5 separate regions of the Homo sapiens genome follow, and regions 1, 2, 3 and 5 are each linked to region 4. Evidence: chromatin loops called from intact Hi-C (ENCODE). Cell type or tissue: dorsolateral prefrontal cortex. All regions are shown on one strand. Links, peaks and the distances in the headings refer to the core of each region. The heading gives the core; the rest is flanking DNA.

The links. Peaks named below come from ENCODE experiments on the same cell type or tissue, not always from the same donor. Only the 100,000 strongest peaks of a DNase experiment are listed, where the experiment ranks them.
Region 1: a loop joins it to region 4, with 2.8 times the contacts of the local background. A loop is called at or near these places in 5 of 110 quality-filtered maps.
Region 2: it touches region 4 in a loop (6-fold over the local background); 75 of 110 quality-filtered maps call a loop at or near these places.
Region 3: a loop joins it to region 4, with 10 times the contacts of the local background. A loop is called at or near these places in 109 of 110 quality-filtered maps.
Region 5: a loop joins it to region 4, with 3.0 times the contacts of the local background. A loop is called at or near these places in 12 of 110 quality-filtered maps.

Annotation. Positions count from the first base shown.
Region 1 is chr17:17,858,027-17,864,079 of GRCh38, forward strand. TOM1L2 (target of myb1 like 2 membrane trafficking protein) reads right to left here. Exons shown (of 15, transcript NM_001082968.2): 11 at 4,705-4,822; 12 at 3,450-3,525. Among named protein-coding and RNA genes, the nearest start is that of SREBF1, 24 kb to the left of the region's middle. RefSeq lists enhancers at 799-1,299, 2,073-2,122. In dorsolateral prefrontal cortex, for the core only: CTCF peaks have their summits at 2,363 (motif pointing left) and 2,584; DNase peaks (open chromatin) are centred at 2,117 and 2,355; H3K27ac peaks cover 1,556 bases.
Region 2 is chr17:17,567,807-17,573,859 of GRCh38, forward strand. The region is part of intron 2 of PEMT (phosphatidylethanolamine N-methyltransferase); the gene reads right to left. Among named protein-coding and RNA genes, the nearest start is that of PEMT, 21 kb to the right of the region's middle. RefSeq lists enhancers at 1-238, 239-1,130, 1,131-2,020. In dorsolateral prefrontal cortex, for the core only: CTCF peaks have their summits at 1,103 (motif pointing left), 1,303 and 2,617 (motif pointing left); DNase peaks (open chromatin) are centred at 1,108, 2,641 and 3,061.
Region 3 is chr17:17,639,189-17,645,241 of GRCh38, forward strand. No RefSeq gene overlaps it. Among named protein-coding and RNA genes, the nearest start is that of SMCR2, 35 kb to the right of the region's middle. In dorsolateral prefrontal cortex, for the core only: a CTCF peak has its summit at 2,825 (motif pointing left); a DNase peak (open chromatin) is centred at 2,803.
Region 4 is chr17:17,353,299-17,359,351 of GRCh38, forward strand. No RefSeq gene overlaps it. Among named protein-coding and RNA genes, the nearest start is that of NT5M, 53 kb to the left of the region's middle. RefSeq lists enhancers at 1,638-2,138, 2,139-2,639. In dorsolateral prefrontal cortex, for the core only: CTCF peaks have their summits at 1,794 (motif pointing right), 1,993 and 2,942; DNase peaks (open chromatin) are centred at 1,793 and 2,953; H3K27ac peaks cover 831 bases.
Region 5 is chr17:18,030,526-18,036,578 of GRCh38, forward strand. The region is part of intron 1 of ATPAF2 (ATP synthase mitochondrial F1 complex assembly factor 2); the gene reads right to left. Among named protein-coding and RNA genes, the nearest start is that of ATPAF2, 5.6 kb to the right of the region's middle. In dorsolateral prefrontal cortex, for the core only: a CTCF peak has its summit at 3,145 (motif pointing left); a DNase peak (open chromatin) is centred at 3,127.

The sequences.
Region 1 (6,053 bases), core at 351-5,350, 500 kb after region 4:
AAAGTTTAGTAACCAAGAATCCCAACAGGATAACACATACTCATGCCAACTACTCCCGTGCCCTTGGAAAATCTCCAGGAGATCACAGAAGGTTGACCAGAGCCGCTTCTCTCAATTACGGCTATCAGGGTTGGGAGGGGGTCAACTTTTCAAAGAACCAGCTTTTACAAAAGCAATTCTACTTTTTTCTTTTTCCTACATTTTTTTTTTCTCTTTTCTAGTGGCATGTGTATTCTTTTTCTAAACTCTTGAATACTAAATTTAGGTGTATTATTGCCTTTTAAAATATTTATTTGAGATGAGGTCTCACTGTGTTGCCCGGACTGGTCTCAAAAACTCCTGGGCGCAAGTGATCCTTCCGCCTCAGCCTCCTGAGTAGCTAGAATGACTTTTTCTTTTTCTCTTTTTGAGATGGAGTCTTGCTCTGTCACCCAGCCTGGAGTGCAGTGGTGCGATCTCGGCTCACTGCAACCTCCGCCTCCTGGATTCAAGCAATTCTCTGTCTCAGCCTCCCAAGTGGCTGGGATTACAGGTACCTGCCACCACACCTGGCTAATTTTTGTTTCTGTTTTTTTGAGATGGAGTCTAGCTCTGTCGCCAGGCTGGAATGCAGTGGCACGATCTTGGCTCACTGCAACCTCTACCTCCTGGGTTCAAGCAATTCGCCTGCCTCAGCCTCCCAAGTAGCTGGGATTACAAGCATGCGCTGCCACGCCCAGCTAATTTTTGTATTTTTAGTAGAGATGGGGTTTCACCATGTTGGCCAGGACGGTCTCAATCTCCTGACCTCGTGATCCACCCACCTCAGCCTCTCAAAGTGCTGGGATTACAGGCGTGAGCCATTGTGCCCGGCCCTAATTTTTGCATTTTTATTAGAGACAGGGTTTCACCATCTTGGCCAGGCTGTTCTTGAACTCCCACCTCGGCCTCCCAAAGTGCTGGGATTACAGGCGTGAGCCACTGCGCCCAGCCCTGGGATGACCTTTTCTTGACTGACTTGGTTGGATTTGATTTGTAGAGGTGCGGCTACACGATTTTCTCCCATTCATTTTATTTTATTTATTTTTGAGACGGAGTTTCACTCTTCTTGCCCAGGCCCGAGTGCAATGGCATGATGTCGGCTCACTGCAACGTCCGCCTTTGGGTTCAAGCGATTCTCCTACCCCAGCCTCCTGAGTAGCTGGGATTACAGGCATGTGCCACCATGCCCAGCTAATTTTGTATTTTTAGTAGAGATGGGGTTTCTCCATGTTGGTCAGGCTGGTCTCGAACTTCCGACCTCACGTGATCCGCCCGCCTCGGCCTCCCAAAGTGCTGAGATTACAGGCATGAGCCACTGTGCCCAGCCTTCCCCTTTTTTATTGTGTTCTTAATTTCTCCCTTGGCCTCGTTTTCATTTCGAGGTCAGCATGGCTTGGGATGGGACAAGGTAACCTGAAATGCTGCAGGTGGGCAAGAATATGTGTAGACACACACAGACACACACAGCCCACATGCTCTGCTGCCCTGTATCGCTAAGGCTGTGGCCATGGCATTGCCCCATGGAGCAGCAAACATGAAAAGCAATCTGATGGCCGGGCATGGTGGCTCACATCTGTAATCCCGGCACTTTGGGAGGCCAAGACGGGCAGAGTGCCTGAGGTCAGGAGTTCGAGACCGACCTGGCCAATATAGTGAAACCCTGTCTCTAGTAAAAACACAAAAATTAGCCGGCTGTGGTGGTGGGCACCTGTAATACCAGCTACTCAGGAGGCTGAGGCAGGACAATCGCTTGAACCTGGGAGAGGAAAGCTGCAGTGAGCCAAGATCGCGCCACTGCACCCCAACCTGGGCGCCAGAGCGAGACTCCATCTCAAAAAAAGCAATCTGCCTACTGCTGGGTGGAAAACCTGCTGGAGTCATCAGGACCTTTGAAAACAGGGAGCTAGTCCAAGCCACACACACAAAGGGTGAAGGGCGGGAAGTCACTCACATCTCCTGGGCTCAGACCCAGGCCTGGGCGCTGATAATGGCAGGGGTGCAGCAGGACACACCCTGGCATGGACAAGGCAGGTCCTGGACCCAGAGTGAGGGACAAATGAGGTCAGCCTCATAGGGGCACAACAGGGCTGCTCCCAGTGCAGGCCAGGGTTGGCCACGAGGAGGGGATGTCCTCACCAGGCAGTATCCTGGTAGGCCCCTGGCTGGGCTCTCTAATGCCCACGCTGGGGCAGGTGGGAGGACATTCTAAGTAATGGGAGAATCAGAGCCATGAGCACTGCATTGATTTTGAGTGTCCCAGTCTCAGGGGTTCAGGTGGCACTGCCCACTCCTGTGGAAAGGCACGGCACTGAGGACCCAAGGCAGCCAGCTGGCTCTTCTGCGCCCTCTGGTGACCAGTGCAGAGGGATGCATGCCCTCAGATCCACCAGGTGAAGACCAGCATGGATGAGGGAGTGAGTCCCTTCCCCCAAGAAGGAGCATCCCGTGGAAACCAGCACTGCTGCCTGCCTGGGCCCATTGGACAGGGGCTTCAGAAGGCTAAAAATTGGGACCCAGTAAGCAAACAGCCCTTTGCAAACCTTCCTGTCCAGTGGACAGATGATCACTGCCCTCTCTAGCCCAGCTGGGGGACCCAGACAGGAGTTCCAGCTGTTGTCGGCAGCTATTCCAAGGACCCTCCTCCTCCCTGCCCCTGCAAACAGACGTGCATTCATACACATTTCTTTGTTAGGCAAAAACAAAAATCTCATGAGAAGCATTAAGACACACATTCTTTCCCCTTCAGTAATCCGAAATTGTACAGAAAGCATGGTTATGTTTGGGGAGGCCCAAACACATACCATTCCCTCCACTTCACTGTGCCGCACCCCCTCACCGCCACAGGACACCCTCCCAGCCACCACCCAACTGCACCAGCTCTGTAAACAAACCCTGGCTCTCGAGTGCCTTCTAATGGGGTTGGTACTGCTCTGCTAGGCCAGTGACAAATGGCCATCAGAGATGTGGCTCGGGTCAGCATTGTCCTTCCTGGTGCAGGCCATGGTTTTATCAGAGCACTGACCACCCTGTGGCACTGTAACAGGTGACCATAGGAGACTTGTGCCTGGAGAACTTGGGGCCACTGTGGTAGGAACAGCAGGGGTTCTGGAAATGGACACTAATCCTAGGATTGGAACCCCAGCTTGCTGTCTGCTCTCTGGGTGTCTCAGCCTGTCTCCCACCTGCCTGGGACTGTTTTCTCTTGGGTGGATTGGGAAGCTCATGTGTGGCCTCATCTCACGGGGTGAGGTGAAGACTCAATGAGGCACTACCTGGGTTCCACGGGGTGTCCCCCGTGGGTCTCTCCCCCAGGGTGTCCCTGCCCCCTGTGCAAGCCAGTTTCTGCTGAATTACCCAGCCAGCTTTGCCAAACCACCTGACTTTCCCTCCAGAAGACTCCAGGCAGAAAAACAGGGTTAAAGACCTACCCCTTCTGAACTCTGTTTTCGATTGTCTAGTGCAGAAGCAAGTCCTCCGACAGCCTGAGGATCCTCATAGGTTACCCTGGAGATGAAGAAGCAGCACAAGCAGAGTTCATTTTCCTCCAGTGGTCATGGAGGGATGGGGTAGTGGCCTGTAATCACTTCTATCCTATGGTCCTTCCTCAGATGTCCTTGGAAAAACATTTCCTGAAACCTTGACATTGAGCAGAGGCTAAGGGCTCATGTTGTCTGTCTCCCTGCAGTGGATGCTAGGAGGCCTGGGTCCTAGCTCAGGCTGAGCCACTAATCTCTGCGATCTCAGATTTTGTGCACCTCAACATCCCTCTCTTGAGTAACAATACTGAGCATCTCTGAAGCTGAATGTCCAAAGTGCCCTAATACTCCTCAGAGGGAAGACTAGATAAACACAAAGTAACATTAATTCTTATTTTATTAGCAGCAGCCTCAGTGGCATTTGACAGGGAAGGTGGTCTCTGGGACCCGGGCCTGTCACTGATTATGGGAGGTCTTCCTCCACTCTCCGACTCCTTTAGCTATATCTGTTTTACAATCAACCTTTGGTGGTGAAGGGTACATGGGACCTTGGGTTTCTGCTTACCCTACTGAGCCCCAAGCAGGACTCAGGGTGCTGAGTGCACCAAGATGCTGGGTCCCTGGGAAAGGTGGGAAAAAGTGTGTTTCACCCGCCTTTAGGCTGAACAGAAAGCTCAAAACATGTACAGTGCCTCCCTGAGATGTAGGAGATTCTCTCTTTTGGAATCAACTCCCTGAATTCCAGATGGCTCATCCTAGCCAGAGCTGCTATCAGAGGAGCCTCTGCTCTGACCACTTATTTTAGTCAGGAAAATCTCGCTGTAAGGAATGGGTTCACCCTGCATGGCTGCACCCTCCTGCTTCCAAGCTTCTCCTGTGGATGAGGGGCCAGGCAGGGTGGTGTCTGCAGCAGCAGCAGCATGGGGAGAAAAGAGAAAAGCTGTCTCTTACAACTGACAGGAGAAATCACACTCCAATCAACCCCAAGGGCAGGAGAGTGTGTGTGTGTTTGGGGGGGTGGGGGAGGAGGTGGGCAGTTGGTATTTATTCAGTATCTGCATCTAATGCCAAGTCCTTACAGCCATGCTTTAAAGTTCCTGGCAGTCCTGGACATGGTAAATAAATGCCTTTTTGTGCTGGCCTGTGACCAGGCATGGGTCAATCCCCCCAATATCTTTAGAGAGCCACTAAAAGGGGCCCCACATACGTCTTGCGCTGCTCAGCCAAGGAGTTTCCTCTCGTCTGGGCAAACATGTCAAAGCCGTCACGGGGATTACATTGCTGGAGTGAACTGAGGGTGCCACTGACGCTCTCTGTCCCCAAGTCTGTGGCAACAAAACAAATGGGTGGCAGATGAGAACAAAATGTAGACTGTAGATCTGATGAAGGGCCCCCAAGCTAGGACGCCAGCCAGGTGGGTTTAGGTTCCATGGGGAGGGTGGGGCGGGACTTTCCTTGGTACTCCCAGTGCACCACATGCCGGAGGAGCCAGGGCGGGCCAGATGGGGGACAGAACAGCCACTGCCCCTCAAACTGCTCAAGGAGGCGAAAGAGTCATAACAAAAAAGAGATTGCTGGGGTGACAAGGCAGGGACTGGCGCCAGTGCACCTGCAGATTTTCCATAATGCCCTTCTCGCTTGGGCTCCTCATTAACTCAATCACAATGTCCAAGGACCTGGAACATCTATTTATTCAGCAAATATTTCTTAGGTACCCACCATGTTCAGAGCTAGATCTTGAGTAGACCAAATTGAATCTGATATGGTCCTCAGCTTCAAGAAGGTCAGAGTGGGCAAGAGACAAGCCACAGCAGTGCTTGGCTTGAGACATCAGGAAAGACTCAAAACCAACACAACAGTGGGTCTGTAAGGATAATGAGGAGGATGCTGTGGGGAGAAGGGGAAAGGCAGATAAAAAGGCACGGGGTTTGGAGGCCAGGGTGTGTGAAGTGAACAACGCTCACAGGAAAAAATTTGTGGAGGAAGTGGCTGGTAATACCTCAAATGCCAGGTAAAGGAGTGGGTGGGAAGACACTAGACTTTTTTTTTTTTTTTTTTTTAAAGAGACAGAGTCTTACTCTCTTGGCATGATCATGGCTCACTTTAGCCTTGACCTCCCGGGCTAAGTGATCCTCCCACCTTGGCCTCCCAAGTAGCTAGGACTACAGGTATGTGCCACCATGCCCAGCTGTTTTAAAATTATTTTGTAGAGACAAGGTCTCGTTATGTTGCCCAGGCTGGTCTCAAACACCTGGCCTCAAGTGATCTTCCCACCTCGGCCTCCCAAAGTGATGAGATTGCAAGTGTGAGCCACCACCCCTGGTGGACACTACACTTTTGTTGTTGTTGTTGTTTTGTTTGAGACAGGGTCTCACTCTGGATGCCCAAGCTGGAGTGCAGTGGCATGATCTCAGCTCACTGCAGCCTCAACCTCCTGGGCTCAGGAGATTCTCCTACTGCAGCCTCCTGAGTACCTGGGACTACAGGTGTGTGCCACCACTCGCAGCTAATTTTTTTGTATTTTTAGTAGAGATGAGGTTTTGCTATGTTGCCCAG
Region 2 (6,053 bases), core at 696-5,695, 210 kb after region 4:
ACCCTTCTTGTGCCACAGGCTCCGCCAGTAAGCCCAGCTCAGCTCAGCTTTCCCGCAAGTGCAAGAGGCCCTGGCAGAGGACGACGCTTTCTGGTCCAGAAACACTGGCTTGGAGCCCACTGGATATGCGGCCATGCCCTGGGAGCCAGATTTCTGAGCCAGATGGAAGCAAGGGTCTCAGACAGTTTGGCTCATGCCCCCATCCTAACTTCTGACACACACACACTCACACACATGCACACACTCACACACCTACACACACACACACATGCCACCATCCTTGAGCAGACAGTCCAGATTGCAGGTATGCACTTGGGGTCCTCCCTCACAAGCCCCAGGCCCACCTGTAGTCCACCTTTTGTCTACACTCATATCCCTTTCCTTGGCCTCAACTCCTGCCCACCCTGCCCCTATGACTCCTCCAAAAAGCCCACGTGGGCCAAGTGCTGCCCTGCCTATGGCCCACCATCACCTCCTCCAGCCCCCACGACCCTGTCTCCCCACGCATTACCTGGTTATGCTCTCTCCGTAACTCCTTGGTTAATAAGTTGTGAGCTTTCTTATTAACCAAATGCTGATTTTTCTATGTAACATCTAATGTCCAATCTGACCTTGTTAATCCAGTGCCAGCCCAGGAGGGCAGGGTCCCGTCCCGGCACAGAGCTGCCCCAGAGCCAGGACTTGGTAAAGCGCAGGGATTGCAGCATTTCAGAGCTAGATGGGGCCTCAGCTGAGCGTCCTCACTTTACAAATGGAGAAACCGATGCCCAGGAAGGGGATGTGAATGACAAGGGTACAGGGCCTGGGCTGATCCCATAGCACCTACAAGGTCGGCTTTCCCGGCACCTGGAGGGATCCCTTGGGGCACTCAGAAACGAGCCATAGACCGCTGGCTGGGGATCTGAAAATGGAAACTGAGGCAGCAGCAGCAGCAAACTCACACTAAGGGTGGTAGGCAGGTGAGGGAGCTGCAGGTGAGGAGGTGACTGAGGTGAGGCAGGAGCACCCACACCTTTTCTTCCTTCTCCTCCTCCTCCTCTTCCTCCTCCCAGGAGCCAGGAGAAGCACACCTCACCTTGCCCACAGCGCCACCTACCGTCTGGCCACCCTGGGGTGCAGCTGCTGCCAGTACCAGCCAGCAGGTCAAACATCCAGGCCCAGGAAACCCCAGGCCCAGCCAGCGGCCCAGCGCAGCAAGTGGACTCTCACCTCCCAGAAAGGAAAAGCTGCCTCTTCCCAAACAACTCTCCAGACTACAGTGGCCAACTGTCCTGTTCTGCCCAGGACTGACTTGGGTTCCAGGGAAAGAGACTCTCAGGCTAAAAGCAGGAAAGTCCCCGGCCAGAGGGACAGGTCAGCGTCCTGATACAGACATAAGGCCTGCTGCCCCTCTATAGGTATCCTCTGCAGGGCCAAGGGCTGGGGCTTTGGTCTGGTTGACAGTGAGTGTCAGAACACCTGTCTGCAGCTGACCTGTCAAATGCCTTTCCTCTCTGGAGCACATGTGCAGGAGCCACCCCCGGCCCAATGGAGCGAGAGGTCTTGGGCAGGGTGCACTGTGGGAGAGAGGGGCCTCAGAGGGGAGGAGCTGCACACTGACCTTGAGGATGGACTTGGGTGTCCCCAAGCAAAGACCTGCACATGAGAGCCAGGCACCCAGGGAGAGCAGAAAGCAGGGTGGCCACGCAGGGCTTGGAAGGGGACAAACAAAGGCACCAGGAAGCACCCTCCCAAGGCTGGAGGAAACCGGCGTGACCCCGTGTGCATCTGCCGTCTTGGCAGGATTCCTTACAGCTCCCCTTCAGGTTTACGGGGTCCCAGTGAGGAAGGGAAGTCAGACACAGGCAACTCTGCCTAGAAATCCTTCTAGGTTGGAAGTAGGGTTCCAACTTGCTATGTCTCCAGCAGCTTTGATGTTGGTTACATGCAACTGGTCTTCAATAAAGTTAAAATACCAAAGCATGTGCACACTTTGCTCTTGTAAATAACTGCTCAAGGCAGCTGCTGTGCCTCCCATGCTGGCTCCCTCGGGACAACACAGGGCATGGCAGGGCAGGGCAAGCAGGGGGGCTCTGGGAGCTGGAGTGGCACAGGCTGCCTATCTTATCTTCACTGGGATGCCAGGAATCGCTGAGCCTGCTACAAATGACTGCTGCTCTTTACCTCCATGCAGTGCTTTATTTCACAGAGTCGGGGTGTGCATAGAACCTGGCACAATGGAGCCTCACCTTGTCCACCAGGTGCCACTGCAGAAAACCAGTCAATGGGCAATCCACGCTCACAAAGCCAATAAACACTGCCTGGACATCCATTTCTGCCAGGCATGGTGCTGGGCACAGGCACTGAGCTACAACAGGTGCCCTACCCTCCTTGACACAGAAGGTCAGGCAGCAGCTGCCACCCGGAGCACTGCACATGCCAGGATTGGGGACACAGAAGCAGAGCAGGCTCCGCTTCAACTCTCTTAGGATGCTCCTGGGAAGGGGACAGTGAGAGACAAACAGTGACAGCAGGTATGGCAGGCTGTGCTGAGGGGTAGGTACTCAGAACGCCCAGGCAGCCATGGCCCTCAAGGGACATCAGGCAATGTCTGGAAACCACTCAGATGGCCTGGGCTTGGGGTACTACTGACATCTAGTGGGCAGAGGCCGGGGACATTGCTGGACACCTGTAGTGCCAGGGATGGCCCCAAAAGTCAGCAACCCTGAGTCAGAGAGGGCAGGGTGAGGAGGCATGAGGGAGGGGACACCTGACAAGGACCACTCCAAGCTGCGGTAACAAAGGTCTGTGGGCAGCCTTGCACAAGAGAAGCCAGATCACCCAGAAAGGCCCAAGACCTGGGATGACTGAGGATACAGGTGGGAGGACGCCTGCCAGAAGGGCCTCCCGGGACAGGGGAAAAGTTCCATTTCCTGGAAAACCTGGGGACCTCTGAGCATGGCCCTCAAGGGTGGCTAGAGAGGAGCAGTGGGGAGACTGGCTGCAAGCAGCTGCTGCTGGTGATCTGGCGGGGGTGATGGCACGAAGCCAGGTAGAGTCCGCGAGGGTACAGATCCGGGGGCAGGTGAGAAGAGGGAGTCCATCCTGGTCCTTGGACCACTGCCCTGGCATCTGGAGTGATAGGGAAAGAACAGAACATTGGGGAGGTCTTGGCAGGGGCTCCCTTTGGAGACTGGAGACTCCCACGTAGGGCCACAGTGCCTGGACCCAAGGTCCTGAAGCCCTGAGGAGTCCAGGCCACAGACTGAGACTCAGATGACAGAGGGAAAAGCCTGTCAGTCCCTCTGTGACACCTTGATCTTTGTTTCCTGAGCCCTTATCACAGTGTTCATTACAAACATATCTGTGCTCTGGAAGGACAGAGGTCATTCACTCTCTGAGGACACACACAGTGCCTGGTGCATGGCAGGTTCTCGGTGACTATTCGCTGAGCAAATGAACATCAGGTGGAGGAAGCAGAATTCACAAGAACAGCAGGAAGAGAGCCAGAAAAGCATCGTGGCGCACAGGAAGGCCGGTCTCCAGGAAGAGTGAGGGTCCGCAGTGTGAACTCCCCCAAAGACCCAGAAAGAGAAGGCCGGGAAAGCCTCCCATGGTCTGAACAAGGAAGAGCAGGAGGAGGCCTTGGGAAGAAATGTTCCAACAGAGTGGAGGAGATGCCAGCTGGCCAGGTGGAGGGAGGGGTGGGAGCAGGTGGCTCACCTAGGAAGCCTGGGAGGGAAGAGGGAAGGGACGGAGTGGGTGCTGATGAGCAGAAGCGGGCAGCACCCCAGCCCAATGCTGGGAAAACACTCCCTAGAGCCACAGCCCAGAAAGGCACACAGTGGGCCTGGGGCCAAGGCCCCTCTCCAGTGCCCCCAGCTCCCCAGGAGTCCAGACTCACACACAGTCTGTTTTGTTTTGGGTTTTTTTTTTTTTCTGATACAGGGTCTCACTCTGCCACCCAAACTGGAGTTCAGTGGCTTGAGCACAACTCATGGCAGCCTCGACCCCCAGAGCTCAAGTGACCCACCCACCTCAGCCTTCCCAGTAGCCGGTGCTCACCACCACACCTGGCTAAATTTTGTATTTTTACAGAGATGACATTTCACCACGTTGCCCGGGCTGGTTTCGAACTCCTGGGCTCAAGCGATCCGCCTGCCTTGGCCTCCCAAAGTGCTTGGGATTATAGGCGTGAGCCACCATGCCTGGCCTTCTCACACTGTCTGGAGCCCAAGGACATCCGTGTCTGACACAGGCAAAACCGAGCTCTTCCTCCACAAGCCTCTCCTCCCACGGTTGCCCCAGGGCAGCCAACGGCCTTGCCTCCCACGGGTCACTCAGGCCCAACCATGGGCTGGCCAAGCCACCTCTCTCAGCTCTCCCTGATCACTGCTCCCACCTCCGCCAGTCCCACTGTGGTCAAGCTGCCATCTGGGGCCTGCTGGCCTCTCAGCTCCACCTTTGTCTCTTCTCCTCTGTCCTTGGTGCAGTGACCTTGAAACTCTGACTCAGATCATGCCACCTCTGCAATGGCTCCCAGCTCAGAGTCCAGGGAATGTCTCTCCCCATGGCCCGCAAGGCCTGCACCACCGTCCCCAGCCACCTCTCCGTCCTGCTCCTCCATTCTCCCTCTGCCTGGCTCCAGCGGCAGCTGTCCCTTAAAACCTCCGAGGACACTCAAGAGTGCCCCAGGACTTTTGCACTTGTGTTTTCCTGACAGAATGCTCTTCCCCAGACACCTGAGGGCCCTCCTGCATGAGAATCAGGTTTCTGGTGAAAGGACACCCATCAGAGAGGCCTTCCCTGACCACCACCCCTGTCTGTCCCTCCCCTTGCCTGCTGTGTCACCGGCAGTGCTATACATTCATTCACCACTGAAGCTGCTGCGTGAGGGCCAGGGGCCGGGATGGTGCCCAGCGCACAGTAGATGCTCAATAAACATTTGAAGAATGTATGAATGAACCTCTTCAAGCTTCAGTCTCCAAAGGGGATATTAACAGCATTTGCTGTGAAGATTCATTGAAATACTGCATGACATGCACTGGGCACAACACCTGAGCATGAGTCCCGCCACCACCAGCCAGCCCTCCGCAGCAACTGCAGATAAAAATATTCAAGAGCCAGGCGTGGTGGCTCATGCCTGTAATCCCAGCACTTTGGGAGGCCAACGCGGGCAGATCACCTGAGGTCAGGAGTTCGACACCAGCCTTGCCAACATGGTGAAACCCTGTCTCTACTAAAAATACAAAAATTAGTCAGGCACAGTGGTGCATGCCTGTAATCCCAGCTACTCAGGAGGCTGAGGCAGGAGAACCACTTGAACCTGGGAGGTGGAGGTTGCAGTGAGTCGAGATCGTGCCACTGCACTCCAGCCTGGGCAACAGAGCAAGACTCTGTCTCAAAAAGAAAAAAAAGGCCTGGCGCGGTGGCTCATGCCTATAATCCCAGCACTTTGGGAGGCCGAGTCAGGTGGATCACAAGGCCTGGCCAAGATGGTGAAACCCCATCTCTACTAAAACTACAAAAAAGTTAGCTGGGCTTGGTGGCAGGTCCCCGTAATCCCAGCTACTTGGGAGGCTGAGGCAGGGGAATCGCTTGAACCTGAGAGGCAGAGGTTGCAGTAAGCCAAGATCATGCCACTGCACTCCAGCCTGGGAAACAGAGTGAGATGCTGTCTCAAAAAAAAAAAAAAAGAAAAATTCAGGAAAAAAATAAAAACAAAAAGTAATAACATAAAAAATAATACAGTGTAACTACCCAGCATGTACACTGTCTTGGGTATGATAAGTAATCTAGAGATGATGTAAAGTATATGGGAGGGTGGGCATACGTTATACTCGAATACAACATTGTTTCCCATCAGGGACCTGAGCATCTGCCGATTTTGGTATCCACGGGGAACTGGAACCAATCTCCTATGGATACCCAGGGACAACTGCATTGATAACTATTAAGTTATTTAAGTGCTTCCCTGGTTGTGGCCTGTTGGCCTGTCTTTGTTTTTGTTTTTTAAGACAGGGTCTTGCTCTGTTGCCCAGGCTGGAGTGCAGTAGTGTGATCACAGCTCACTG
Region 3 (6,053 bases), core at 505-5,504, 290 kb after region 4:
TTTATAGAAACAAAAAACTGAGACAGTTTTCTTACATGGCAAAAAGCGGGGTGGGTCTATCAGGTGTGACTGAGGATTCTGAGATGAGGAGATTGTCCTGGGGTATCGGGGTGGGCCCTGAATGCCATCACTAGTGTCTTTATAAGAATGGGGAAGCAGGCCATGGGTGGTGGCTCACGCCTGTAATCCCAGCACTTTGGGAGGCTGAGGTGGGAGGATCACCTGAGGTCAGGAGTTCAAGACCAGCCTGGCCAACATGATGAAACCCTGTCTCTACTAAAAATGCAAAAAATTGGCCGGGCACGGTGGCTCACGCCTGTAATCCCAGCACTTTGGGAGGCCAAGGCGGGTGGATCACAAGGTCAGGAGCTTGAGACCAGCCTGGCCAATATGGTGAAACCCCATCTCTACTAAAAATACAAAAATTAGCCAGGCGTGGTGGTACACACCTGTAGTCCCAGCTACTCGGGAGGCTGAGGCAGGAGAATTGCTTGAACTCAAGTGGCAGAGGTTGCAGTGAGCTGAGATGGCGCCACTGCACTCCAGCCTGGGCAACAGAGTGAGACTTCATCTCAAAAAAAAAAAAAAAAAATTAGCCGGGTGTGGTGGCACGTGCCTGTGGTCCCAGCCACTGGGGAGGGTGAGGCAGGAGAATCGCTTGAACACAGGAAGCAGAAGTTGCAGTGAGCTGAGATTGCACCACTGCACTCCAGCCTGGGTGACAAGAGTGGAACTCCATCTCAAAAAAAAAAAAAAAAAAAGAATGAGGAGGCAGAGTGATGACCACACACAGAAGAGAAGACAGGGTGCAGATGGAGTGGAGAGACCTCCAAAGATGCTGGCCTGGAAGACGGCAGTGATGTGGCCACAAGCCAAGGAAGGCCGGCAGCTGCCAGAAACTGGAGGAGGCGAGGAACAAGTCTGCCCTAGAGCCCTGCAGAGGGAGCACGGCCCTGCAGACACCTTGATTTCTGCACAGTGACACTGATTTCAGGCTTCTATCCTCCAGAACTGTGAGAGAGCAAATTTCTCTCACTTGTGGCAATTCATTACAGCAGGAAACAAACACACTCGCTAACCCTTTACTCCAATTTACCAGCGCCCTCCTCTGCTCCTGCTTATGGAGTGTATGTCATTCCCAGCTGGAATGCCAACTGAGGGCAGGGTTTTAAGAGCCTTGTTTTTCACTGCACCCTAGGGCTCACAGCACCAAACACAGGTTGAATGCACAACGAATGAATGAATGGAGGAACCAGTATTTTTTCATTTTTCAAAAGTAATAATAACTTTTACATGAATGTGGGCTTAGGCATATGCTTAGAAAAAGTCCCAAGGGGGCCGGGTGCAGTGGCTCATGCCTGTAATCCCAGCACTTTGGGAGGCCAAGGCAGGCAGATAACGAGGTCAGGAGAGCAAGACCATCCTGGCTAACACGGTGAAACCCCGTCTCTACTAAAAATACAAAAAGTTAGCCAGGCGTGGTGGCGGGTGCCTGTAGTCCCAGTTACTCGGGAGGCTGAGGCAGGAGAATGGCGTGAACTCAGGAGGCAGAGCTTGCAGTGAGCCGAGATTGCACCACGGCACTCCAGCCTGGGCGACGGAGCGAGACTCCATCTCAAAAAACAAAAACAAAAAAACAAAAAAACAAACAAAAAAAAGTCCCAAGGGAATCTACACAAATTTCTACCAGCACTTAGCACCAGGAATGAAACTACAGAAAGCTTCACATTCCACAGTGAACACTTTTGAGGGATTCAAGAACCTCTATTAATTGTTATCAAGAAACCAAATAAGAAAAGCAAACCATAAGGCCGGGTGAGGTGGCTCATCCCTGCAATCCCAGCACTTTGGAAGGCTGAGGCAGACAGATCACTTGAGCTCAGGAGTTCGAGACCAGCCTCGCCAACATGGCGAAACCCCAAAACCCCATCTCTACTGAAAATACAAAAAATTAGCCAGGCGTGGAGGTGAATGGCTGAGGCATGAGGATCACTCGAACCCAGGAGGCAGAGTGAGCTGAGTGAGCTCAGTGAGCTGAGATCGCACCACTGCACTCCATCCTGGGTGACAGAGCGGGACCCTGTCTCAAAAAAAAAAAAAAAAAAAAAGGCAAACCATGAAGAGGAGAGGAGCACCATTTTTTCCAAAAGGGTGATTCTCTATGGAGTTGGGGTCTGGAGAGCATCTGCTTGAATGGAAGTCGCCAACAGGAAGAAAGCCATGCTTTGCAGAGGCCTCACTAGCCTGGAGAGCCACCAGGGCCCTCAAGGGCAATCAAAGTTCCCATCATTGGACTAAGAGGGGCAGGAACGTCCACCTGTCTTTCCTCAGATAAGAGAAGGGGCTCTTGGAGACTTTGGGGGGCCATTTAGACGTTGAGAGCTTAGTTCCTACACCACAGTTCCTACACCACTGATGGCTGCTGCCATGTTTTATTGGCGACCTGCTCCGGGCCAGGCACGTGGATTGTTTTTAATCATCTCGGCAAAATCTCAAGGTGGGGCCAGTCTTTGATTTATGGAGGAGAAAACCGAGACTCTGAGAGGTGGTTTGCTCAATGTCACACAGCTGGAAGGTGGCAGAGGTGAGAGGGGCCTCTGGTCTGCACTGACCCTTCTCATGAGGCCACATATACCCACTACCATCTTAGCGCATGTCTCGGGGTCTGTAAGGATTTTCCACACTCGGGCAGTGCACCTTCTGGCCATTCCTGGGTCCTTGCAACACTGGTATCTCCCCAGTTCACCAGTCGTTTAAAAATGCTTAAGGGAGTTCAATTCTGCCCCAACACCAGGCAAACAGTGCCACCTGGCGGATGACAAGGACAGTACAGGAATTACCATGTGCCCTTGGGAAACTGTCCCCAGGCAGTTGTGATTCTAGGCCAAGGGCAGAGTTGTTTTCTTTGACTTCATAAGAGGGGCAGGAGAGGAGGCCCACTGTTACCACAGCTGAAAATCAGAGGGCTGGCCCTGTCTGGGTGCTTCTGACAGCGAACCCAGACTTTCTGGGTCCCCTCTATGGTATCCTGCCAAGAGATCATCCAGCTTGGGCTTAAATACGTCCAGGGTGGGGGTCTCACTCTCCATGTGTCTTCATCACAAAGTTCTTGCTATCTCCGTGTAACATCTACTCTTGGCTCTTGCTCTACTTCCACGAAGAGCTCATCAACCTTTCTGCCCTCTGACAGCCCTTTGGAGGATCCAGGGAGCTCCACTTTCTCCTCCAGACTAAGCAGCCTCCATCACTGCTCTCAGGACAGGAATCTGGCTCTTCTCCCTGAAGTCATGCTCCTCAGGTCTTCCTGGCTTGAGTGCTTGTGGTTGGGAAGTAGGATGGGAGGGGCAGAGACAGCTTCATTTTGCTGTATCCGATAGTGGAAGTGCTCTTCTCCCGACACCTGCCATGGCTGGAATCTTCTCACCATTCAGGTCTCAGCTCAAATATTACCTCCTTGGTAAGGCCTTCTCTGACCACCCTGGGCTCAAGTAGCCTCCCCAGGCCCACCCTCAGCCAAACCAATGGCACGTTTGCAGCCTGCCCCACCCCCACCCCCAACCTGGCCATGAGCTCCACAGGACAGGGATTTGTCTGTTGTGTTGGGTATTGAGTCCATGGCCGTGGAGCAGTGGCCAGCATCTGCTGGCTTGATCCTCACCGGGATGAAGAGCAAGGTAGGGCAGTGGCTCCACTGGGCTCCTCCAGAAGCAGAGCCTGGGATAAGGGCAAATAGTTAATTTGGGAGATATCCCCCTAAAATTCTTTTTTCTTTTCTTTTTTCTTTTCTTTTTTTTTTTTTAAGAGACAGAGTCTTCCTCTGTTATCCAGGCTGGAGTGTAATGACATGATCATAGCTCACTGCAGCCTTGAACTCCTGGGCTCAAGCGACATTCCTCAGCCTCCCAAGTAGCTGGGTCTACAGACGTGCACCACCGTGTCCACCTAATTTTTAAAATTATTTTTGGTAAAGACAAGGTCTTGCTTTATTGCCCAGGCTGGTCTCAAATTCCTGGGATCAAGAGATCCTGCTGCCTCAGCCACCCAAAACACTGAGAATTCAGGTATGAGCTACCATGCTTGGGTATCCCCCAAAATTCTAATGTTGAAGTCCTAACCCCCAGAACCTCAAGAGTGTAGTTGTCCCTTGATATCCACGAGGGATTTGTTCCAGGACCCTCACAGTAGATACCAAAAATCCAAGGATGCTCAAGTCCCGTGTATAAAATGGCATAGTGGCCAGGCGCAGTGGCTCACGCCTGTAATCCCAGCACTTTGGGAGGCCGAGGTGGGTGGATCACCTAAGGCCAGGACTTTGAGGCCAGCCTGGTCAACATGGTGAAACCCCGTCTCTACTAAAAATACAGAAATTAGCCGGGTGTAGTGGCACACACCTGTAATCCCAGCTACTCGGGAGGCTGAGGCAGGAGAAATGCTTGAACCTGGGAGGCAGCAGTTGCAGTGAGCCAAGATCGCACCATTGCACTCCAGCCTGGGCAACAAAAGCAAAGCGCCATCTCAAAGAAAATAAATAAATAAATAAATAAAATGACATAGTATTTGCATATAACCTAAGTGCATCCTCCCATGTACTTTAAATCATCTCTAGATTACTTATAATGTCTAATACAATGTAAATACTACATAAATAGTTGGTATACTATATTTTATTTGTATTTTTGTTGTTGTGTTGTTATTTTAAATTAATTTTTTTTTCTCGAATATTTTCAATCCATGGTTGGTTTGATCCCTGGATACCAGAGAGCCAACTGTAACCTTATTTGGTGATAGGGTCTTTACAAAGGTCATTAAGTTAAAATGATGTCAGTAGGATGGGTCCTAATCCAGTACGAGCCATGTCCTTATCAAAAGGGGAAATTTGGACACACACACACATAGAGGGAATTCTGATGAGGTGAAGAGACACAGGGAGAAGACGGCACTGATACGCTGAGGAGAGAGGCCTGGAATAGAGCCTTCCCGCACACTCCTAGGAAGGGCCCTTCCTTGCCAACACCTTGATCTTGGCCTCACGGCCTCCAGACCATGAGAGAGTGACGTTCTGTTGAGGCCCCCAGTCTGTGATGCTTTGTTACAGCAGCCCTGGCAGACTAACACAGGCACCCACTGCACCTGCACAGACAGGGCCGTGGATCCCTTTACAGGTGAGAAGGCTGAGCCAGGGGAGGGAGGTGACTTGTCCCTGGTCACTCAGAACCAGGCAGGCCACAGACCCAGGTCTCTGAACTCAAGACAGGAGGATCAAGCCCCCAATCCCAAGCCCACCCCACTCCCCAACATAACCCCAGTGGCCTGACGATGGGCCCCTGACCAAGGGTAAGCATTGGAAAGCCCAGCCTCGCTCGGGTAGGCCTGGGGACAAAGATGCACATGCACACACCCCGCTCAGGCCTCACTGGGAAGTGGATGTGGGGCAGGGAGGAAGTGGGGGCCTTTGGGACACATGGGAGCAAGGTGGGCTTCCAAGACAACACCCACCACCAAAAATCACCAACCCAGATGTGCCCAGGCACCAAACCCCAAATGAAGGTCTGACCAGAACGGCAGCTGATGAACACTGCCCAGGGATGCAATCGCTGATTCAGCTCACGCTGAGCTCAGCCCCAGGGCCCCCGTGCCCTCAGTGAGCTCAGCATCTTATGGAGGACGTGTGTATGCAGACAGCCGCAGAAGAATGCTTATTCCTGGGACAGGTCAACGCCTCAGAGCCTGTGGGAATCCGGGGGTGCCCTAACCAGAACAGAGTGTCAGGGAAATCTCCCTGGAGGAGGTGGCCCTGGCATGAAGTTTTGAGAGACAAGGAAGCATTAACTGCCACAGTGAGACACCACTTGATGGTCACTACCAACAAATGGGAAATATGTGTTGAAGAGATGTGGGGACCTAGAACCCCCGTGCGCTGCTGGTGGATGTGTAAAATAGCAGCCACTATGGAAGATAGTGTGTTGATCCCTCAAAAAGCTAAACATAGGCTGACCACATGACCCAGCAATCCCACTCCTAGGTGTATACTCAGGAGAATGGACACATCCACG
Region 4 (6,053 bases), core at 429-5,428:
GTGTGGCCAGGCCTGCTGGGGCTGCCCTAGGCGGTGGCCATGCTGGGGCTGCGCTTGTGGCCTCCTGGCACTGTCGTCTGGCCTGGCATTCTCTTGGGGCCCAGGTGTTCCTGGGTAAAGCAGGGCCTGGGGTCAGGAGCTGGGCTTCCATCCGAGGTGGGTGCCAGATGCTCAGCTTGCAGCAAAACCACAGGACAGGCAGAAAGGGTCAGGCCAGAGCAGGCCAATTCTTAGAGGCCAGAGGGGCAGGCCCAGCCACTGAGGTGGCCTCAGTTGTCAGTCTTGGGGCCAAGGAGGGTGAGGAGAAGGGGATATGAGCGAATTGATCTTCCACCGTGTGACTGGCCTGGCGCTTACATATGCAATGGAGACAGCACTTTGTAGACAACTCCTGTTGCCTCAGTTTTCTTCCCTGCACTCCTGCCAATCAGGCCAAGTGATGACCCCCACCACCCCATGGGAAGGTAGGGCAGGTGTCATCCAGGACAGGAAGTCCATGGGGTAGGGAGGAAGGAGATGACCTGGGGAAAGGTCCCACTAGACTGTAATCTGCCCCTGGTCCTAGGTGGGAGGAGAGCCTCGGAGGGGCCACGCTGTTGGAGGATGAGCCAGGGCCCTGGGAAGTGACCCCCATTTGTCTTGGTTCAATAGTAGTTGTATGTGTTGGGGGGTATGAGCAAGAGAACAGGAATCCCACAGAAACCCCAGCTGGTGAGGGGCTGGTTCTGCATGGCATGAGAGAGGTTGAGCAGGTGAGCCCCAGGTAGAGCCCCAAGGCCCCCTGCTCTTCCTCAGCCTGGAAAGGAAAAATCCAGGGGATTCTGTGTGCTTGTGGAGGAACCACGGTCAAGAACTTTGGTGGGCAACTGCCTGCTTGGCGAAGTGAGCTGGGGCTGAGGGCTGCGGGGGACCATGCGGTCTGGGGTCAGATGGGAGCTGCAGCCAGACCTGAGGGGCTCAGAGCACCCCTGGGGCCCAGGCTGGGCCTCAGGAGCAGGCCCCTCGCCGAGCTTCAGGAGCTTCAGCAGGCAGGGCGGAGGCCCACCCGGCGAAACAAGGCAGCACGGCCAGGCCCTGAAGCAGAAGCCAGCTCCTGGATCCAGATGTGCCCGTGGCAGGGAAGGAAATGAGGGAGACCCTCTCAAGCACAGAGGGATCATCAGCCCCTCCAGGGCATGGAAACTTTGAACGACTCAATGCTTCCCCGAAAGAGCCTGAGTTCAACCAAAGACCGCTTTAATGGAAAGACTGAGTTCATTTTAATTGGCAATTAAAAAAAGTGATTAGTTGTAGTTAATAGGGAACAGTTATTTGCACATCTGAGTTTTTGCATGTGCACCCGATTCTGTTACACCTGCGCCTCATTTAACCCTTCCTATACCCTGCATCATGGTGTCAACCCCAGGAAACCAGGACTCAGAGAGGCTCATTGGCAAGCCCCAAGCCACACAGCAAGCAAGGCTGGGGTGGGAGCTCAGCCCCCAGAGTTTGCTTCAGAGGAGAGAGGGACAAGGAGTCTGCAGGACAGGGCCTGGCGCTGCCATCGACTTGCTGTGTGACTGTTCTCTGAGCCGACTTCCTCTGCTGACAAATGAGAGTGGGTCAGCATCCATGAGAAAGGGTTGAAGGAAATAGGGACATTTATTCCAGAATGTTGCTGCTTGATTGAGGGAACTGACTTCATCTGTAAAGCAAGGCGGTGGGCTCAGGGGAGGGAGTCCTAAATGGGGAAGAGGGGCCTTCCACAGGAACTTGGAGTCCTTCCAGGGACATTGTCCTGGTGTGGCCACCAGGTGGCAGCACAGCCCCCTTCAAATGACTGCTCGCGCGTGCTTATGATGGGGCGTGCATGGGTACAGGCAGCTGTGGGGAAAGAAGGGGGAAGGGCCCCATTCCCTACCTGCTCTTCTTGCCCTCCTGGGCCAGCTCTTCTTCCCCTTACGCCCCGGGCTGCTGTGGACAAATGTCTGATGGGCCCAGGGCGCCAGCCAGACTGAGGACCCGTGAGCAGCCTACCAGGGTAGGGGGCTCACCCTTGACCAGCAGAAACCTTCTTGTCCCCAGCCACAAACCTCAAGCATGCACTACCAGCAAGACCTTAAGGAGGCCTGAAGAGGAAAGTCGCTCTGCTTCCAAGCCAGGGCTTTGTGCAGGTTTCAGCTGGGCCTCGGGCTGCACCTCTAGCCCACCCACAGCTCCCTGTCACGTTGGGGATGAAGTGGGATCTCCTTAGCTTAGCACTGGAAGAAGACCCTTCAGGACCTGGCCCTCCCCATCTCCCCGGCGCTCGGGGCTCCTGGGGCTCTTCGCATGCCTCTCTCCTGCGGCTTTGCACCTGCCGCTCACCTGTCTTTACCGGCGCTTTCTGCACAAGCCCTGGCTCTGACTTCCCTGCAGCAGGGAGGCAGTGTGGGCTGTGTCAGCAGCAGCTTTTGCAGTGTTACCTTTATCCAGAGCTGCCCAGGCCTGGGGGGCTAGGCTGAGGGTGCCCTGCGGCTTTGGAGAGGGAGAGGCTGGGTCTTCACGCGCTACAGTCCAAAAAAGACTCTTTTCCTCTGGGCTCTTACAGGCCCTAAGCCAGTTTATGCCAGGGCTGTAACAAGATGACTCTTAAGGGTAGAAATATGTACAAATAGTAGCCAAATTGCCTGTTCAGGAATCGTCTCTGCCCAGTTGGCAATTTGGATAAAATTACAAAAAAAAAAAAAAAGTCCTTGATTAGATTTGGCAAGGCTGGCTTGTACTCACAGGTCGGGGCCTAAAGGAACCCAGCAATAATCAGTCTCCTTAAAATTTAGAAAGAAGCAGGGCTGAGGAGATGCAAACAGGCTGTGGGCAGAAATCTTGTATTCTCACCCTGGTTTTCTGCTACTCCTGGTAGTTTTGGCTCCTTGGAGAATGATCAGGCAGTGGTGTGGGGCTGCAATTCACACAAATGGCCACTGGATGATGCCAGAGGACCGGCTCTGGATGCTTAAGTCCTCACTGCCTCCCTGGAGGGACCTCTCTTGGGGCCTGCAGTCACCACCCAGACCAGACCTGCCCCATGTTCTGGTCCCATAAGGATGTTCCTAATGATCAGCATCTCTTTCTGACCCCAGGCACGTTCTGGAAGCTCCTGTGGGCAGGCCCTGGGGGCCTCAACCACTTGGTTGGCCGGGGGGCAAGATGAATCACCAGAGCTGTGACTTCACCTAAAAGAGCAAAGTGCTGTGGGCATTTGAGGCCTCAGAGACAGACTGGGGGGTGGCTGGGGTTTTGCGCAGGCCTGGCTAGGAGGAAGGCAGGTGCCCAAAGACATCCATGGGTCCCTGTTCTCATGGTAGGTTCCATTTGCTGCAGGCCCCTCCCATGGTCCCAGCACTGAGCGCCCACACACGCCAGAGGTTGCAAGCTGGCAGCCCTCAGAAGCACTTTGGCGGCTCACTGTATTTTTTCAGGGTACTTTTATATCCTCCACCGCAAGTCCTCAGAAGGTGGGCACAGACGGCTGGGCTGGTTGGGCAGTAACCTGACTAAGCATCCTGCCCCAGGATTCAGTCCCCCCGCCCTCAGACCCAGCCCTGGTCCCAGGTTTGTCACCTCCTGGCCCCCTATGGCATTTGAGACCCTGACCTCTGCCTAAACAAAGCAGACGATGGTTTTCCCTGACATTCCCACACCTCACCTTGGTCTGTCTTTCCCGCCTGCCCCCACCTCCAGCCTGAATCTCTTCCTTCCCTCACCACTTATTTCAAGCCTGTTCTTCCTTGAAGGCCCTGCCCGCCTGTCCCTTCCGCCAAAAGGTCCCCGACGACTCCAGCCCCCCGGGTAGTCTATCTCTTCTGTCCCCTACAGGACTCACTGCCTAGACTGCTAACTGCAAACAGACACCAGGGAAGGAGTTGACTTTCTACGGCGGTGGCAAGGGAGAAATGGGGAGAGGATCCTACATATATTGAGCAGATGCCAGACACTTCATCACGTCATGAATCCTGGTGAGGATGAAATAAGGTCCACATAGACGTTTTCTTTGTTTTTGAGATGGAGTCTCACTCTATCGCCCAGGCTGGAGTGCAATGGTGCCATCTCTGCTCACCACAACCTCAGCCCCTCCCAAGTTCAAGCGATTCTCCTGCCTCAGCCTCCCAAGTAGCTGGGACTACAGGTGTGAGCCACCACGCCTGGCTAATTTTTGTATTTTTAATAGAGACAGGGTTTCACCATGTTGGCCAGGCTGTTCTTGAACTCCTGACCTCAGGTGATCCACCTGACTCGGCCTCCCAAAGTGCTGGGATTACAGGCATGAGCCACAGCGCCCAGCCCACATAGACTCTTTCTTTCTTTCTTTCTTTCTTTTCTGAGACAGTCTCGCTCTGTCGCAAAGGCTGGAGTGCAGTGGCACGATCTTGGCTCACTGCAAGCTCCGCCTCCCAGGTTCACACCATTCTCCTGCCTCAGCCTCCTGAGTAGCTGGGACTACAGGTGCCCGCCACCAGGCCCGGCTAATTTTTTGTATTTTCAGTAGAGACGAGGTTTCACTGTGTTAGCCAGGCTTGTCTCGAACTCCTGACCTCAGGTGATCCACCCGCCTTGGCCTTCCAAAGTGCTGGGATTAGAGGTGTGAGCCACCGTGCCTGGCCTAGACTCTTTCAATTCTGTGAAAAGTCATGCTGAGAAGGTGCAGTCCAGGCTCAGCTTGACTCCAGGGCTGATGCCCAGCACCTCAGGCTGCAGAGATTAAGATGCCCAGAGGCATGCAAGAAATAGAAAGGGATGGGGTAGCAGGTGACTCACACTGAAGCCTCCCCCATCATCCCAAATCCTCTAAGGGGACAAAAAATATGTTTTTAAAATTCACAACCACATTGAAAACAAGACTGGTGCGCTTGGTTGACCAGACACTATGCTGAAGGCCTTAAAGGCAGAAGAGGCTGGGGCCAATGGTGGGAGGGGGCTGGCTGCTGCGAAAAGTTGGGGCCACTGTAGGCCCCTGGGCCCTGATGGGATGATTGTTCAAGGTACTCAGTAGGAGCCACAGGTGAATTCAACCCTCTTCCTGACCACCACCACCACACACACACACACACACACACACACACACCCAGACCAAGCAGATAACACAGGTATCTGTGTTTTGAGGGAGTGGTCATCAGAAGTAATGTGAGTGCAAGGCTTGAAGGGGCAGGCACTGTCCTGGAAGGCTGGTGTGTTTAGGGAGAATGGAGGCCCCCATGCACAGAACATTAGGTAGTGGCTGGTGGTGCATTCTGCTACCCCACGAGTGGGGCAGGCTGTGGGAGAGAGCTGTGATGCTTGCAGATTGGCTAACCATGAACTTCAGACACAGAGATGAGCCTGTGAATGACAGGCAGCAAACTCCTCAATGAGAGAATTGACACCCAAGGAAAGGGAGTTAAGGCACCAGGATGAGGACTTAGAAAGGTGTACTCAGTATCCCTGGAGAGATGGGATAGGCTATTGGATCCCCAAAAAAATCAACTAGAGAATCTAGAAAGTTAAAATCTGGTCATTGAAAAAACTCCATAAATGGGATGAATAGCAGAATGGACACAGCTGACGAGCAAAGAAATGAGTAAGAGGATTGAGTTAAGGACTTCTAGAAGGCAGCATGAAAGGACAAAGAGATGGAAAGCACAGAATAAAAGTTAGGATACATGGAGGACAGAGTCAAAGTTTCATTTTCTGGTCCCAGAAGACATAACCAAAAGAATGCAGGGGAAGAAATTTTCCAGAGCTGAGACTGGCAATGTCCCAGAACTCTGCCAGTGCCTATCAGGATAAATGAAGAGGGAGCCTTTGCTGGACAGACATGTTGAAATTTCAGAACACTGGGGATAAAAAAGACTCTAAATATTTCAGACTGAAAACAGACGACTTGCAAAATAATGGAATACAGGAAGCCAGAAAAAAAGAAGAAATTATCTTTAAAACCTGAAGGAAAATAATGTCTAAGACGTTTAGCATTGATAAAATTCCTTTTTGAAAGAATTGTTAAATGATATGCCCTAGCAAGAAGAAAAAGTAATCCAAGAAACAGAGGCTGAGTGCAG
Region 5 (6,053 bases), core at 626-5,625, 680 kb after region 4:
AAAAAAAAAACAAGCTTAAGTTAAAATTTCATTAATTCAAATAGACCATGAAAATTCAGGAGAAATTAGTATGTGTGCATGGACAGGGAAGGGTAATGGAGAAGTGGGCAACTGGTTTTACTCCAAATATTTTTTTTCTTTTTCTTTTTTTTTTTTTTTTGAGATGGAGTCTCACTCTGTTGCCCACGCTGGAGTGCAGTAGCGCGATCTCAGCTCACTGCAAGCTCCACCTCCCAGGTTCACGCCATTCTCCTGCCTCAGCCTCCTGAGTAGCTGCGACTACAGGCGCCGCCACCACGCCTGGCTTTTTTTTTTTTTTTTTTTTTTTTAGTAGAGACGGGGTTTCACCGTGTTAGCCAGGATGGTCTTGATCTCCTGACCTCGTGATCCACCTGCCTTGGCCTCCCAAAGTGCTGGGATTGCAGGCGTGAGCCACCGCGCCTGGCCTTTTTTTTTTTTTTTTTTGAGATGGAGTCTCACTTTGTCGCCCAGGCTGTAGTGCAGTGGCGCGATCTCGGTTCACTGCAAGTTCTGCCTCCTCGGTTCACACCATTCTCCTGCCTCAGCCTCCCGAGTACCTGGGACTACAGGTGCCTGCCACCACGCCTGGCTAATTTTTTGCATTTTGTTTAGTAGAGGCGGGGTTTCACCATGTTAGCCAGGATGGTCTCGATCTCCTGACCTCGTGATCCGCCCACCTCAGCCTCCCAAAGTGCTGGGATTACAGGCGTGAGCCACTGCGCCCAGCCTACTCCAAATATTTTTATGTTTTCCCATCATATCAGTTTTCTATAAATCTCATTTGCTATCACTAATACTTACAGACAGAGGGCCCAAAATTGCATTCCACATTTGCACTTACTAAACTAAGGCCCAAATTGTTTTCCCACAAAAATATGTGTGTGTCTACCATGTGTCTTGGCACTTGGGATACAAGAGTGAATAAAATAGACAGAGTTTAAAGTGTTTTTTTAGGCCAGGCGCGGTGGTCACGCCTGTAATCCCAGCACTTTGGGGGGCTGAGGCGGGCGGATCACGAGGTCAGGAGATTGAGACCATCCTGGCTAACACAGTGAAACCCCATCTCTACTAAAAATACAAAAAATTAGCCGGGCGTGGTGGCGGGCGCCTGTAGTCCCAGCTACTTGGGAGGCTGAGGCAGGAGAATGGCGTGAACCCGGGAGGTGGAGCTTGCAGTGAGCTGAGATCGCACCACTGCACTCCAGCCTGGGTGACAAAGCAAGACTCCATCTCAAAAAAAAGAAAATAAAGTGTTTTTTTAGGATCAGATCTGTCCACCAAGATGATGTTGTCTTACTATGGCACCTTCATCTGAAATCACAACACTGATTATCTCATACGTTTGACACTAAAATTAGAAGTTTACAGCACCCTACTGCTTTTAAATTTCTCTACATGCTGTCCTGGTCATATCCAAATGGCAGGCTAGACATGGGTCTGGAGGCCTCCTTTCCTCTCTCAGGTCTGGAGTGAGGTAGACCATGTCCTTTGTGTTTTCCAATGCAACAGGCTGGGCTGCATGTATAAAAGCCAGGCCAGGCAGGAAGTTGGGAAGGGCTCTGAAAGCTCTGACTCAACACTGGGGAAAGGGTCTTCCCATGTCAGCAGGAAGAGCCAGCAGAGTGTACAAATGTACAAGAGTGAGCACTCTAGCATACTTCCAGGCCCGGTCTGGGAAGTGAACCCAAGAGACCTGGGGCAGACGAACAGACTCAAGGCAGGAACTGCCAGCACAGGGCTGAACCTTCAAAAGCTCCTGGGACAGCCAGGTTTCCCAAGAGGGAAGTCTTTTTTCTGTTTTGTTGGCCAGGCTCACTTCTGTAACTGAATAAGAAAAAACTAGATGGGAGTGGGATAGATGGAGGGCAGGGAAGAAGCCACCAAAAATTTCTCCAAGCAGAAGAAAACCATGCAGAAAATGAGACGGCAGAAGGGCAAAAGAAGCCCAGGGGCCGCCAGGCCTCAGATTAGAAGGCAGGTGCACATAGATGTGTTTTAGCCAGGGGCTCTCCTGAATGACCCACTGACACTTGGAGGGGCAAACGTGTCTTGGAACAAGCTTTGGTGAGTACTGATCATGTTCCAGGACATACAAGTCCTGGGGATGGGACATGTGCAAAGCTCATCTCTGCACTCTCCAGCCATTTACTGTCTAGTAGGAATACAGACACTAAACCAGGCAAACAATAAGGTGACTTCTGTGATGGGGCAGGCACGTGGAACGATTAGTCAGAATTAAATTGCAACTTGAAGGTGAGGCAGGAGGTACCAAACTTTCTGATTGATTCAATTTTTTTTTTTTTTTTTTGGCAGAGCAGGGCTGTGGAAGTAGTTTCCAGATGAAGAAACAGGTTGCATGAAGGACCAGGGTTTCTAGAGAGCAGTTGTGGACTAGACAGATGGTCAGAAGGAGAATGCAAGATTCTCTAAGATGCTAGAGAGGGCAATGGGGCCACATATGGGGGACATGTAGATCACTGCAAAGACAGCAAAGGGAGCCAAGTAAAGGCTCCACACAGGCATACAGGAACTTGATCTGGGGCCGGGCATGGTGGCTCATGCCTGTAATCCCAGAACTTTGTGAGGCCGAGGGGGACAGATCACTTAAAGCCAGGAGCTCAAGAGCAGCCTGGCCAACATGGTGAAACCCTGTCTCTACAAAAAATTAAAAAATTGGCGAGGTGTGGTATTGCCTGCCTGTAATACCAGCTACTCAGGAGGCTGAAAATCAGTTGAACCCAGGAGGCGGAGGTTGTAGTGAACCAAGATTGCGCCACTGCACCCCAACCAGGGTGACAGAATGAGACTCTGTCTCAAAAAAAAAAAAAAAAAAGAACATGATCTGGACAATTCGTTTGGGGGATCCATGTTCCCCAACAATGTCACATAAGACAAAATGTGAGACCACCAGAAACCTATGAAGCTTCCATGTTCTCGGTGAATACATGGTTAGCAGACATCAATGGTAACCCTGTCTTTAAAGATGAAAAAAATCAGCCTAGCTTTGTAGGATCATGCAGAACTGGCCTTTCCTTTAGAAAGATTACCAGCCTCAGGAACCACAACTCCCACAGTGCACCAAGAAGAGGAAGTACTGGTTTCAGAGCTGTCTCAGTGCCTTTATCTTTTAAAACAGTGCCATCTGGTGGGCCTTAAACCTTAAAGGTGAAATTCTAACTCCAGGGCCATCTGTAATCCTAGGGCGGCTCTAACCAACTCTTTTCAGGTATCAAAATTCTTCAGCCCAAATACATAAAGAACTCTTACGACTCAATAACAAAAAGACAAATAGGCTGGGCATGGTGGCTCGAGCTTGTAATCCCAGCACTTTGGCTGGCTGAGGCAGGTGGATCACTTGAGTCCAAGAGTTCAAGACCAGCCTGAGCAACATGGCAACACCCTGTCTCTACAAAAATACAAAAATTAGCCAGGCATGGTGGCACGTGCCTGTAGTCCCAGCTACTCAGGAGGCTGACATGGGAGGATCACCTGAGCCTGGGAGGTTGAGGCTGCAGTGAGCCATGAACACACCCCTGCACTCTAGCCTAGGCAACAGACCGAGGCCCTGTCTCAAAAACAACAACAAATAACCCAATTTAAAAATGTTCAAGTCTGAGAGACCGAGGTGGGAAGATTGCTTGAGTCCAGGAGTTTGAGACCAGCCTGGGCAACATAGCAAGACCCTGTCTGTACAAAAAAATTTTAAAGTCAGCTGGGCATGGTGGCACACACCTGTAGTTCCCAGCTACTTTGGAGGCTGAGGTGTGAGGCTCGCTTGAGCCCAGGAGGTTGAGGCTGCAGTAAGCTGTAACTGAGCCACTTGCACTACAACCTGGGTGACAGAGCAAGACCCCCTCTCTTTAAAAAAAAACAATGGTCAAGGGATCTGAATAGACGTTTCTTCAAAGAAAATATACAAATAGCCATTAAGCACGTGAAAAGATACTCAACATAATTCATCAGAGAAATGCAAATCAAAACCACAATGAGATACCACTTCAAACCCTTTAGGACAGCTGTAATAAAAAAGACAACAACAAGTGTTGAGATATAGAGAAACTGGACCCCTCAAACACTGCTGGTGGAAATGTGAAATGGCACAGCCACCTTGAAAAACAGTCTGGCAGATCCTCCAAAAGTTAAACAGAGTTACCATTTGACCCAGTAATTCTACTCTTAGGTATATGTCCAAGAGAAATGAAAACATATGTCCACACAAAAACTTGTACATGAATGTTCATAGTAGCGTTATTCATATTAGCCAAAAGGTAGAAACGACCCTGTGTCCACCAATGGATGAATGGATAAGTAAAATGTGGCATATTTACACATACAATGGAATATTGTTTGGCAATAAAGAAGAATGGAGTCATTGATACATGATACAAGGTGGATAAAACTTAAAAACGTTTGGTCATGGTGGCTCACTCCTGTAATCCCAGCACTCTGGAAGGCCGAAGCAGGAGGATCACTTGAGGCCAGGAGTTTGAGGTCAGCCTGAGCAAGACCCCATCTCTACAAAGCACTAAAAAGCTAGCCGGGCATGGTGGTGTGTGCCTGTAGCCCTAGCTACTTGGGAGGCTGAGGCAGGAGGATCACTTGAGCCCAGGAGTTTGAGGTTACAGTGAGCTGTGATCGTGCCACTACACTCCAGCCTGGGCAACAGAATGAGACCCAATCTCTTAAAAACAAAAAAAAACAAAAAAAACCCAAACTTTAAAACATTATGCTAAGTGAAAAAGTCAGTCAAAAAAGACCACATTCTATTTATATAAAATGTCCCAAACAGGGAAATCTATAAAAGAACAAAGGAAAGTAGTAGTTGCCAAGGGATGGAAGTAGTAAGGGTGGATGATAGCTAAAGGGTGCAGGTTTCTTTTAAGGGTGATAAAAATGTTCTAAAATTGATTGTGGCAATGGCTGTACAATTCTGTAAATATACTAAAAACTATTATATTTACACTTCAAGTAAATGAATTGTATAGCAAGTAAATATCTCAATAAAGCTGTTAAAAAAATCCTTCAGGCCAAATGTATAACATTTAGCAAACTTTTTCTGCAAAGAATCAGATAGTAAATATTCTAAGCTTTGCAAGCCATACAATATCTGTTCCAACTATTCAACTCTGCCACTGTAGTGAAAGTAGCCATAGATGATATGTAAATGAATGCATGTGGCTGTGTTCCAATAAAACTCTATTTACAAAAACAGGTGGCAGGCTGGACCCTGATCTACAGACTACATAATCTCCCTCAATCCACACCACTATTCTATGAGGATGACAAGGCAGCTAATGCCTCGGAGGTGATAGAGAAGCTAAACATCTTGTCTTGGTGACAGACAACTGGTAAATAGCAGAGACAAGACTTCTAGCCTTGACTTCATCAGGCAGTTGCATTCAGCCAGATACGCTGAATAGATAGGTTTCTCCAGAACACCTGCCACTCTGGGAGTCAATAGACCTCTGATAAGCTGGTGCAGAACTAAACTGCCACAACAACCTCATATAGGTCTTCTTGTTGCAATATCTCCTTCTCCAACACCTCAGTGACCCTTTCGTAAACTCCTCCTCTCCTTCTGATAACCTTCAATGGCATGGCCATTCCTAAGTGGCCAAGTTCAATCAGCTTGCTGACTGAAGTGTTCATTGAGAAGAACCCACTGCGGTTTAATCTTCTACTACTTCAAATACGCACAAATATCTCACAACTGGTAAGGTCTTTAGAGAGAACACGTGGGGGTCGGGGGCCGGGCGCGGTGGCTCATGCCTGTAATCCCAGCACTCTGGAAGGCTGAGGAGGGTGGATCATGAGGTCAGGAGATCGAGACCATCCAGACTAACATGGTGAAACTCCGTCTCTACTGACAATACAAAAAAATTAGCCAGGTGTGGTGGTGGGCACCTGTAGTCCCAGCTACTCGGGACGCTGAGGCAGGAGAATGGCGTGAACCCGGGAGGCGGAGCTTACAGTGAGCCAAGATTGCGCCACTGCACTCCAGCCTGGGTGACAGTGCAAGACTCTGTCTCAAA